Regions from separate parts of the Homo sapiens genome. Here region 1 is linked to region 2. A link is a contact called in ENCODE Hi-C or POLR2A ChIA-PET data. All regions are on one chromosome and are shown on one strand. The core of a region is the stretch at or near the end of the contact, and the rest is flanking DNA. Distances in the headings are between cores, read along the strand shown.

Evidence for each region. Hi-C counts contacts between places; a loop is a spot of excess contacts on that map. ChIA-PET counts read pairs that join two places held with the same protein, here RNA polymerase II (POLR2A).
Region 1: a map of esophagus muscularis mucosa shows a loop between it and region 2 (5-fold over the local background). The contact joins the enhancer-like site here to the promoter of C2 in region 2. A Hi-C loop is called at or near these places in 1 of 168 maps with a recorded cell type or tissue (esophagus muscularis mucosa). POLR2A ChIA-PET finds 5 or more read pairs at or near these places in 1 of 52 experiments (activated naive CD4-positive, alpha-beta T cell).

The regions. Positions count from the first base shown.
Region 1 is chr6:32,267,344-32,273,118 of GRCh38, reverse strand. The region is part of intron 1 of TSBP1-AS1 (TSBP1 and BTNL2 antisense RNA 1); the gene reads right to left. Among named protein-coding and RNA genes, the nearest start is that of TSBP1-AS1, 15 kb to the right of the region's middle. Within about 2 kb of position 1,543, at least 3 of the 41 ENCODE cell types and tissues checked have a DNase peak (open chromatin) inside an H3K27ac peak, as active enhancers do.
Region 2 is chr6:31,922,679-31,929,177 of GRCh38, reverse strand. It overlaps C2 (complement C2), which reads right to left and starts at 1,461. Exons shown (of 18, transcript NM_000063.6): 1 at 1,380-1,461; 2 at 1,014-1,223; 3 at 261-446. The coding sequence starts at 1,425.

The sequences.
Region 1 (5,775 bases), core at 294-2,793, 340 kb before region 2:
GTATTTATATGGGAATTGCATTGAATTTGTAGATTGCTTTTGGCAGTATGGTCATTTTCACAATATTGATTCTACCCATCCACGAGCATGGGGTGTGTTTCCATTTGTTTGTGTCATCTATGATTGTTTTCAGCAGTGTTTTGTAGTTTTCCTTGTAGAGGTCTTTCACCTCCTTGGTTAGGTATATTCCTAAGTTTTTTTGATTGTGTGATTTGTTTGTTTGTTTGTTGCAGCTATTGTAAAAAGTGGTTGAGTTCTTGATTTGATTCTCAGCTTGGTCACTGTTGGTGTACAGGAGAGCTACTGATTTGTGTACATTAATTTTGTATCCAGGAAATTTGCTGAATTATTTTATCAGTTCTAGGAGCTTCTTGGAGGAGTCTTCTGGGTTTTCCAGGTATACAATCATATCATCAGCAAACAGTGACAGTTTGACTTCCTCTTTACCAACTTGGATGCCTTTATTCTTTCTCTTGTCTGATTGCTCTGGCTAGGACTTCCAGTACTATGTTGAAGTGGTGAAAGTGGGCATCCTTGTCTTGTTCCAATTCTCAGAGGGAATGCTTTCAACTTTTCCCCATTCAGTATTATGTTGGCTGTGCGTTTATCATACATGGTTTTTATTACATTGAGGTATGTCCCTTGTAGGCTGATTTTGCTGAGAGTTTTAATCATAAAAGGATGCTGCATTTTGTCAAATGCTTTTTCTGTGTCTATTGAGATGATCATGTGATTTTTGTTTTTAATTGTTTATGTGGTGTATTACATTTATTGACGTGCATATGTTAGACCATCCCTGCATCCCTGCTATGAAACCCACTTGATCATGGTGGATTATCTTTTTGATATGTTGTTGGATTTGGTTAGCTGGTATCTTGTTAAGGATTTTTGCATCTATGTTCATCAGGGATATTGGTCTTCAGTTTTCTTTTTTGTTGTTGTTATGTTCTTTTGTTCTTTCCTGGCTTTGGTATTAGGATGATACTGGCTTCATAAAATGATTTAGGGAGGATTCCTTCTTTCTCTATCTTGTGGAATAGTGTCAATAGGATTGGTACCAATTCTTCTTTGAATGTCTGGTAGAACTCAGTTGTGAATCCGTCTGGCCCTGGACTTTTTTTTTTGTAATTTTTTTATTACCATTTCAATCTTGCTGCTTGTTATTGGTCTGTTCAGGGTATCTAATTCTTCCTGATTTAAGGTAGGAGGGTTTTCTCTTCCCAGGAATGTATCGATCTCCTCCAGGTTTTCTAGTTTATGCACATAAAGGTGTTCATAGTAGCCTCAAATGATCTTTTGTATTTCTGTGGTGTCAGTTGTACTATCTCCCATTTCATTTCTACTTGAGCTTCTTTGGATTTTCTCTCTTCTTGGTTAATCTTGCCAATGGTCTATCAAGTTTATTTATCTTTTCAAAGAACCAGCTTTTTGTTTCACTTCTGTATTTTTTTGTTTCAATTTCATTTAGCTCTGCTCTGATCTGGGTTATTTCCTTTCTTCTGCTGGCTTTGGGCTTGGTTCTTGTTTCTCTAGTTCCTTGAGGTGTGACCTTAGGTTGTCTATTTGTGCTCTTTCAGACTTCCTGATGTAGGCATATAGGGCTAAGAACTTTCCTCTTAGCACCGCCTTTGCTGTATCCCAGAGGTTTTTGTAGGTCATGTCACTATTGTTATTCAGCTTGAATAATTTTTTAATTTTCATCTTGATTTCATTGTTGACCCAATGATCATTCAGGAGCAGGTTATTTAATTTCCATGTATTTGCGTGGTTTTAAAGGTTCCTTTTGGAGCTGATTTCCAGTTTTATTTCACTGTGGTCTGAGACAGTGCTTAACATAATTTCAGTTTTCTTAAATTTATTGAGACTTGTTTTGTGCTCTATCATGTGGTCTATCCTGGAGAAAGTTCCATGTGCTGAAGAATTGAACGTATATTCTGCAGTTGTTGGGTAAAATGTTCTGTATATATCTGTTAAGTCTATTTGTTCCAGGGCATAGTTTAAATTCATTGTTTTTTTGTTGGCTTTCTGTCTTAATGATCTGTCTAGTGCTGTCAGTGGCGTATTAAAGTCCCCCACTAGTATTGTGTTGCTGTATATATCATTTCTTAGGTCTAGTAGTAATTGTTTTATAAATTTGGGAGCGCCAGTGTTAGGTGCATATATATTTAGGATTGTGATATTTTCCTGTTGGACAAGAAATGCCACATTTTAAAAATAAAAATTATCAAACTGGATTAAATGGCAATATAAATGTCAGTTGATAGGATAGTTAATACTATACTCAACAATGTAATGAAGAGTAAGAAAGGGCTGGGCTTTGTGGCTCATGCCTGTAGTCCCAGCACTTTGGGAGGCCCAAGGGAAGAGGGGCTGGCTCTCACTCCCCGCATCGCGGGGGGCGCCTGAGATAAGGTGGATCACCTGAGATAAGGAGTTCAGACCAGTCTGGCCAATATGGTAAAACCCCGTCTCAACTAAAAATACAAAAAAATTAGCTGGGTGTGGTGGCGGGCACCTGTAATCCCAGCTACTTCGGGAGGCTGAGGCAGAAGAATCGCTTGAACTCAGGAGACAGAGGTTGCAGTGAGTCGAAGTCACGCCATTGCACTCCAGCCCGGGCGACAAGAGCGAAACTCTGTCTCAAAAAAAAAAAGTAAGAAAGAACTCAAACTTATACGTAGTGATCATGACAATAAGGAATTTTGTCTGTGTGAGCTCTGAAAATTTTATAAAGTTTTTAAATATGGAGTTCATGCTTAGTGATTGAGTTATTTAATGTCAAATGATATCTAAGCATTTATTTTTAACATTTCATTAATCAAGTACACAATATGTATTTAAGGAATTATGATAAAGTAAACCAATCTTCTACCCATATCACTATACCTATTTGATTCATCAAAATTTGTCCTCCCTAAATTCCATGTTCTGCAATGTGTTTAGAAATAAATAGTAAGGCATGGCGCCACACACCTGTAATTCCAGCTACTCAGGAGGCAGGGCAGGAGGATCACTTGAGCCTGGGAGTTTGAAGCCAGCCTAGGCAATATAGTAAGACCCTGTCTCAAAAATTAATTAATTAATTAATTAATTAATAATAACAAGTGGTAGCCTTGCTCTTGGTCAAAACATTGACTTTGGGCTGGGCGCGGTGGCTCACGCCTGTAATCCCAGCACTTTGGGAGGCCGAGATGGGCGATCACAAGGTCAAGAGATTGAGATCATCCTGGCTAACACGGTGAAACCTTGTCTCTACTAAACATACAAAAAAATTAGCCGGGCGTGGTGGCAGGGGTCTTTGGTCCCAGCTACTCAGGAGGCTGAGGCAGGAGAATGGCGTGAACCCGGGAGGTTGAGCTTGCAGTGAGCTGAGATCGCACCACTGCATTCCAGCCTGGATGACAGAGCGAGACTCTGTCTCAAAAAAAAAAAATTTTTGGCAGGGCACAGTGTCTCACGCCTGTGATCCCAGCACTTTGGGAGGCCAAGGTGGGCAGATCACAAGATCAGGAGTTCGAGACCAGCCTGGCCAACATGGTGAAACCCCATCTCTACTAAAATACAAAAATTAGACGGGTGTGGTGGTGCACGCCTGTAATCCCAGCTACTTGGGAGGCTGAGGCAGAAGAATTGTTTGAACCCAGGAGGCAGAGGTTGCAGTGAGCCAAGATCACGCCATTGCACTCCAGCCTGGGCAAGAGAGCAAGACTCCATCTTAGGGGAAAAAAAAAAAAAAAAGATTGACTTTGGTTTATTATTTGATCGAGTTTTTTCCATTAGTACATTACTTATCTATTTATCAGTTACTGGATACAAAAGTTTCTGGAACTGAGTTCCTCACAATTGTTCCTCATAATTGTTTGGATGTAGTCCATTCCAAATAATAACTATCTATTTAAGTCTATTAAGTCTATTTTTTTAAAAAAAGAAAACACCCCTGAATAGCAAAATGACTAACGAAAAATAATAAAATTATCTGAGATTAGTCGTAGATTTTTATCAGCTAAAAACAGAAGGAACTTCCAAACCAACAAAGAGTAGATTAAACAAAGGCAAAAATAAAATGAGAGAATAGAAAATGAGATGAAAAAAGAAGAAAAATTATAGCAGCCAAGTTTAATGAGGTGCTTTGCCAATCACTGAAATGTGTCTGTCCAGCCTAAGAAAAGTTGAAAAGAAAAAAATGGGCCGGGTGGGGTGGCTCACGCCTGGAATCCCAGCACTTTGGGAGGCCAAGGCAGGCGGATCACGAGGTCAGGAGATCGAGACCATCCTGACTAACACAGTGAAACCCCATCTCTACTAAAAATACAAAAAAAAAAAAAAAAATTAGCCAGGCATGGTGGCAAGCACCTGTAGTCCCAGCTACATGACAGGCTGAGGCAGGAGAATGGCGTGAGCCTGGGAGGTGGAGCTTGCAGTGAGTCGAGACCACACCACTGCACTCCAGCCTGGGTGACAGAGCAAGACTCTGTCTCAAAAAAAAAAAAGAAAAAAAGAAATCAGATGCATATCAGTGAACTTTACACCTTTCAGATCTATTCAATGGTGGACTGAATGACTGTGGAAAGAAACATCTTCTTTATCATATGAAGTACCCTGTGGTCCAGTGGCAATTCTGATGAAACCACACTGCTTTGTAACTTATGGACATCTTCATACACTAAATAAGAAAAATTACATTAAAACTAACCACCATCCAATCACTTTTGACTAGGTGTTAAAAGGACTCACATTCTACCTTTTATCCATCCGACAAGCTCCTACTTATTTGCGATTCAGGTCAAATGTCATCTCATTTGTAAAGTCTTCCTAAACACCTACTAAGGGAGACTGCCCTCCACACAGTTCCCAAACCACTTTTATATACCTCAATTATTCTCTGTTTATACGTTTACCCGCTTTACTAGATTCTGTGCACCTGGAGGTGAGAAACCAGATGTTTTTCGTCTTTGTTTCTCCAGAGTTAAGCTTAGCTGGTTCATGAAAATCATTCAAAAATTACTGAAAGAATCTCAGTCTTAAGAGGAAAAAAGTAAACAACTATCATATACAGTAACAAACAGCTTAGGAACAAAATATTACAGGAGGAATGATAATTTCACCCTAATAGAGTGCTGGGATACTTCACAAAAAGATGATATTTGATCTGCTTTGAAGAAGTCATAAGTTAGATGAAGCAAATAAAAGTGGATTTTAAAAGGTGAAATCAAGTCTATTCCAAGGAGTGAATATGAGCCAATGCCCAGAGGTAGGACAGCATGAAGGGTCTAACGAGAGTGAGTGGACAGGCCTTGCTGGACTATAAGTGAAAAGTAGTATCAGAAATGATATCAGAAAAGTAGATTGGGGCCCAATTGAGAAGTCCCTTGAATGCCATAGTAAATAAAGCTTTAATTATTTATCTTACAGACAATGTGGAGCCCTTGGTTTTAAAGAAGAGCATCAAAATTAAATTTCTTCTTTCAAAATTTTATTCTCCCCAGATTAACGAATATTATTCAAGTTATAGCTTCAGTTTCACCAAAGGTCATGTCTCAATCCTTCTCCTCTACAGGAAAGCAATTCTAAAAAAAAAAAAAAAAAAAAGGGAAAAGAAAAACCTCAGATAAAACTGGTTTTGGTAGGACTACTCTCAGGCAGGACAGCATAAGATACAAGAATCAAATGACTGGCAATAGAAGACTTATTAAGATTAAAACTGTACTGGTCATCAGATAAGTGACTAGATCTGATTTGTTCAAATTAGAGTTTGTAATTTATTTTGAATACAAA
Region 2 (6,499 bases), core at 212-2,711:
AGGCACTTAGAAAAGCCAGGCAGAGTGTGTGGAGGCTTTATGCTACATCTGAAGCTTAGCACCAGCTGCCTGGGGCCTGGCCCTTGCAGACTTGTGATGTGTGACCTGTAGACCTCAATTTACCAAAATCCAGGAATATTATTATGGCACACTGAACAACAGACTCCTATCCCCACAGAGGCTTCCTGGATGCACATTGGGCCCCAGGGTTCCCCAGGAGACCCCAGCCCCCTGTGTAGCCCATCAGCCAGAGAACTCACCCCCATTATCACACACAGCTGTTTCTCCATCCCACATGCCGTTGGGGCGACACTGACGCACAGGCGAGCCCCGCAATATGAAGCCATCCTCACACTCGAAGCTCACATTGCCACCCACGGGATAGGACCCCAGCCGTGGGGTATAAATGCCATTCTCAAAGGAGACAGGGGCTGGACAGCGCACAGCTGGAGAGAGAGGAAGTGGGTGGGGAATATAGGACTGGATGGATAACACCTGGGCTGGGGATTAAGCAGGTGATTTTATGCTGGAATGCATGGGAATGGTCAACTGGCTGTCAAAACACTGAAATATTAGGTTGCAACATGTGAAATTGCTGTTTTTGGCAACTGATTGAATATTGCCAATTTCACAGAGTCTAAGCGAACTGATTGATAAATAGCCACTTCCCTCAGTCTCCTGAGGGCCGTGGCCTCCCCAGACACTCCCCTTGGGATCCTCAGATGTCTAGAGGACTCCAGGACCATTCAGCATCTGTTCTGAATGGTCACTACTAGGCAGTCAATTGTACATAAAAAGTCATCCCTGGCTTTAGTACCCCACAGTCTCCATCAAGACCTGTTCCCAATTCCTTGCTACTGGCAATTGACATTTTCTGGATATTTTGAAAAGCCCTCTGCAAAAGCAACTTTGCCATCTAGTCAGGTTAAGTCCCACCCTGAGCAACTCCTAAACAAAAGTTCTGGGGTGGCCCCTGGTGTAGCACCCTGAGCAAAGCCCACAGGGAGCCTCACGTTTGCAGACCGCCTTAGACAGAGACCGGGTGGCTCCTGGGGTCTGCCACTGTCCGCTGCTCTTGCACAGCCGTGATGCTGGGGATGGGTACAGGCCCTGGGGGCAGGAGTAGGTGAGAAGGCTCCCAGGAGCCCAGCCATGGCTGAGGGTGAAGGTGCCACCCGAGATATTCACGTTCTGAGGGCAGGAGGGAGCCGAGTCTGCCAGACCTAGAGCCGTGGGAACAAGGAGACAGCAATGGAGAAAGAAGGAAGACACAGATGAGAAAAGGAAAGCAAAAGAGACTGTTTCACACATGGGAATTCAAGCTGGGAGCACCAACCTCACACACAGGACCCTGACGTTCCCCCTTCCCTGCCTCCTACCTGGGTACAGGAACAGCAGGCAAAAAAGAACCATCAGTGGGCCCATGGTGTCCTCCCTAGGGGCGGCGAGAGGTAGAGAGCCGCGGGAGGGAAAAGGTCATCTGACTTCCCGAAAACTAGAGCTGGGTCAGCAGCTGCTTCATTGCTGCCAGAGAAGAAAAACCAGGGAGTGGCAAGGGGGATGGTCTTCTGTTAGGGAAATAATAAGCAGGGATTGGGGACTGAACTGAAGGGTGAAACCTTTGCCCTGTCTCCCTGATGCTAATATATCTATAGGGTCAATAGATCTCCCCCACAGGCTTTGTGTACTGCCCCCACGCTCCACCCACCCATGCGTGCACATGTGCACCATACACGCATGCTCACAAACACGCAGGCAAACACATATTTGGGCTCGTGTGTGCACACATGCACCTTGCTCTTGTGTGAATAGTCAATAGTCTAAAGCACACAAACCCACAAACCATCCAAGATATTGCAAAATATTTCATTTAAGTAAAGTTTTAGTGTTCTTTTGGGTTGTACCAAGTGGGTTTTACTTCCTGAGAGCCTAGAACAGTTCTGTCTTCTTGAAGATAAACTTCCGAGGGGGGTGAAACTAATTTTTTTAGAACTTCTTGATAAATAGGAAGATTGACAATACTTTTTTATTCCCTACAATCCTTCCCTAGAGATAATCTAGGTGGAAAAAATGAAATCAACACTTAGTTTTGGAGACAGGAAAAATGTTTACAACATTTTTACGGAAAGTCTAGTAGATGAAATTCCCAACTGGCAAAGTAAATACATTTGGGGTTGGTTACTCAAAGGAATAAAACTTTTGCGGGGGCTGGGATATGCCTTTAAATCATAACCTACACTTGTATGAAATGCAGGAAGCAAAGAAACTTGAAGCTAGTGTGTTAGTCTCCCTGACCCACAGAAGTCTTTTCAATACCTTTTTGAACAATGTAGGGTAAAAATAAATAAGACCAATAAAAAAATGAACATGAAACCTCTCTGAAGTGATCATTTAGGTTCGTAAAAACCCTTTTGATTTATAAGTGAGTCCTTAGAGAACTGATTGAACCTAGAAGATGGAGGTTGCAGTGAGCCAAGATTGTGCCACTGCACTCCAGCCTGGGCAACAGAGTAAGACTACATCTCAAAAAGAAAAAAAAAAAATAAGACCGGGCACAGTGACTCACGCCTGTAATCCCAGCATTTTGGGAGGCTGAGGCGGGTGGATCATGAGGTCAGGAATTTGAGACCAGCCCGGCCAACATGGTGAAACCCCGTCTCTACTAAAATTACAAAAAATTAGCCGGGTGTGGTGGCAGGGGCCTGTAATCCCAGCTACTCGGGAGGCTGAGGCAGGAGAATCACTTGAACCCGGGAGGCAGAGGTTGCAGTGAGCCAAGATCATGCCACTGCATTCCAGCCTGGGTGACAAGAGCAAGACTCTGTCTCAAAAAAAAAAAAAAGAGTACACAAATTGAGACTCCCCTTGGACAGGGCTAAGTGCATGAAAATCAGGACATCCTGGTGTTAGGGACTCCAAAGTGGCTGCTGTGGCAGAGCTGCTAGTGCCTCCCCTGCCCCTCAAGTATCTTTTCTCCCTCCTTCCACAGTAAGAGATGGTTAGGGGAACACACAGTCACCCAGCTAAAGACCATATTTCCTAGCTTCCCTTGCAGCTAGGTAGCCAGGTGACTTGGTTCTGGCTAATGGGATGTTAGTAGAACTTATGTATGTCATTTCCAAGTTATGTCCCTAAAATAAAAAGGCAGTGTGCCTTTTCTTTTCATGGGCTGGAATATAAACCTAGCGGAGATCCGTCTTCCACCAGGAGGATGAGGGCAACATGCTGGGGATGACAGAGCAAACAGACAGAGGAGCCTGGGTGTCTGACACAGTGTTGATGTCATACCAGCCCTGCACAGCCACTTAGATTGTTACAAGAGAGAAATAAACTATCGTAAAGGTGGGGGGTATTTAAGGATGTTCACAAATACTGTAGCCTTGTCTTCTTTCAATCACATGGTAGGATAGGATTTCCCCAGCCACTTGTTTTAGCCAATAAGATGTGAGTACAAGTGATATGTATCACTTCCTGATGGAAGCTCAATGTAGTCTTCACCCTGCTCTTCCCCTCTGTATGGTAACGTCTGAGATGGTGGCTGCTCCACCAGCCAAGATCCCTGGGTGATATCGAAAGCACAGTACCAGCCGGGCACAGTGGCTCACACCTGTAATCCCAGCACTTTGGGAGGCCGAGGCAGGGGGATCACCTGAGTTCAGGAGTTAGAGACCAGCCTGACCAACATGGTGAAACCCCATCTCTACTAAAAATACAAAAATTAGCTGGGCGTGGTGGCATACGCCTGTAATCCCAGCTGCTCAGGAGGTTGAGGTAGGAGAATCGCTTGAACCCGGGAGGCAGAGATTGCAGTGAGCCGAGATCACACCACTGCACTTCAGCCTGGGTGACATAGGGAGACTCTGTCTCAAAAAAGAAAAAAAAAGCGCAATACTCGGCTGACTCTCAGTGGATAAGTAATATGACCAAAAAATAAACCTTTGTTATTTTAATTCATTGCATTTCTACTAATGCAGGAAAAAAAGTACCCACCCAATATGTAGGAAATTTAAAAATGATTTATTCTTTCTCATATTGGCCAGAAGGTTCTTCTGCTGATCTTCCATGCAGCGGCAGTCAGCTAGGGGCTGAGTTCAGTTAACAGTAGGACAGCAGGTCCTTCCTCCCTAGCCCTCATAGCATGGCAGTCTCAGGACAACTTCTGAGGAATCCAAAACATAAGCTGCAAGGTCTCTCGAGGCCTAGCCCCAAAAGTCACATAACATCACTTCTGCCACATTCTATTGGTCAAAGCAAATCACAAGGTCAGCCCAGATTTAAGACTGGAGGCATAGAATTTACCTCTTGATAGGAGGAATGGCAAAGTCACACGGCAAAGGGGCAGGCACATCAGAATAGGAGAGACTGATGGCTATATTTTGTAAGCCCTCCTATGGCAACAAATATTTCTAGGTTGTTGGTTACCAGAACGTAATGAAGCCTAACCTGACTGAACATTCAAATCACTAAACTTTGGGTGCCTTTTAAAGCCATCAAACTAATATGTAACAGCTGCCTTCAAAAGAAAGGGCCTTTCTTTCATGAGTTTTTCCCAGTATTTGTTGAGCTACATCAACTTGGCACAGTGTGGCAGAATTCATTCTCTCTTCCTGCTTAAGTAATAAAACTCCCAAGTTTTCTGGGCCCACAGAGTATGTTCTTAAGGAGAAGTGTTTACTCCTCAATGTATAAAACTTCTTCCCTTCCCACCAGCTGGAATGTGGACAGAATGGTGGACTCTGGAACAGCCACCTAGATCACAAAATGGAAGTCACATGTGGATGATGATAAAGAAACAAAATTAAAGAGGCCCTGCTCTCCAATCCTGTAGAGCTAATAGGATTGACCTGGACCACTTATGCTCAGACCATTTAAGCTGCTGTTATTCTAGCTTGGTTATAACAAAGCCAAACCATGTCTAACTGATATACCTAGCAAGAAATCAATGTGAGAGCCAAAGGCAACACTCAGAGAAGTGTGTTTATTAGGATACACGTTAAACTTCTGTAATAAAGAGACCCTAAAATACAGTAACTTAAATAAGATAGAATTTTGCTGCACTTTCAAATAAGAGCCTCAGAGGCCGGGCGCGGTGGTTCACGCCTGTAATCCCAGCACTTTGGGAGGCCGAGGCGGGTGGATCACAAGGTCAGGAGATCGAGACAATCCTGGCTAACACGGTGAAACCCCGTCTCTACTAAAAAATACAAATAATTAGCCGGGCGCGGTGGCAGGCGCCTGTAGTCCCAGCTACTCGGGAGGCTGAGGCAGGAGAATGGCAGGAACCCGGGAGGCAGAGTTTGCAGTGAGCTGAGATCGCGCTACTGCACTCCAGCCTGGGAGACAGAGCGAGACTCCATCTCAAAAAAAATAAATAAATAAGAGCCTCAGAGGCCGGGTGCGGTGGCTTACGCCTGTAATCCCAGCACTTTGGGAGGCCGAGGCGGGCGGATCACGAGGTCAGGAGATCGAGACCATCCTGGCTAACATGGTGAAACCCTGTCTCTACTAAAACTACAAAAAAAAAAAAATTAGCTGGGTGTGGTGGCGGCGCCTGTAGTCCCAGCTACTCGGGAGGCTGAGGCAGGCGAATGGCGTGAACCCGGGAGATGGAGCTTGCAGTGAGCGGAGATCGTGCCACTGCACTCCAGCCTGGGTGACAGAGCAAGACTCCATCTCAACAAAAAAAAAATAAAAACAAAATAAGAGGCTCAGGGTAAGCAGACAAGGCTGAGATGGCGTGTGTGGCCCTGGCTGGCAGAGCTGCTCATCAGCCTCCTTCAGGCCTCCAGCTTCCTTCCATCTGTGGTTCATGCCTTTGGAAATTGTCCTTGTCTGCATGGTTGAAACAGGGTCTCCATCAAGTCTGCCTCCCACCCCACTCTTCCATTCATATTCCATTGGCAAAAAGTCAGTTATAGTCCACTGTCAGCTCTCCAGGAGGCCCAGTCGAATGTGGAAGGACCATGACCTGACCTGTGGGGCTAAAGATGCCAGACCTTTATTCCCCTCGGCACTCCCGATTAGCTTTTCAGTAGACCCCACCAGATGAGGGCGACCTTGGCTTCTCTATTTCTTGTACCATTCAAAAGCCCAGCAAATGTAACCGTGTTTTCACTCCAGGTAGAGGGAAGCAGGTGAATAATATCTAAAAAACAGACATGCCTCTCCTGCCAGCTTCTTCCATCTTGTCCAAATTTCTTCTTATCAATTCTAGGCTTCTAATATCTGCTTCCAAGGGTACAATTCCAAAGAGAAAAAACCAATACCCCAATTCTGTACTTCATCTCCTAGTCAGAGTTGGATTTTTGCTTTTGGTTTTTTTGGTTTTTTGTTTTTGAGACAAAGTCTTGCTTTGTTGCCCAGGCTGGAGTGAAGCAGTACGATCTCGGCTCACTGCAACCTCCACCTCCTGGGTTCAAGGGATTCTCCTGCCTCAGACTCCCAAGTAGCTGGGATTACAGGCATGTGCTACCATGCCCAGCTAATTTTTGTATTTTTA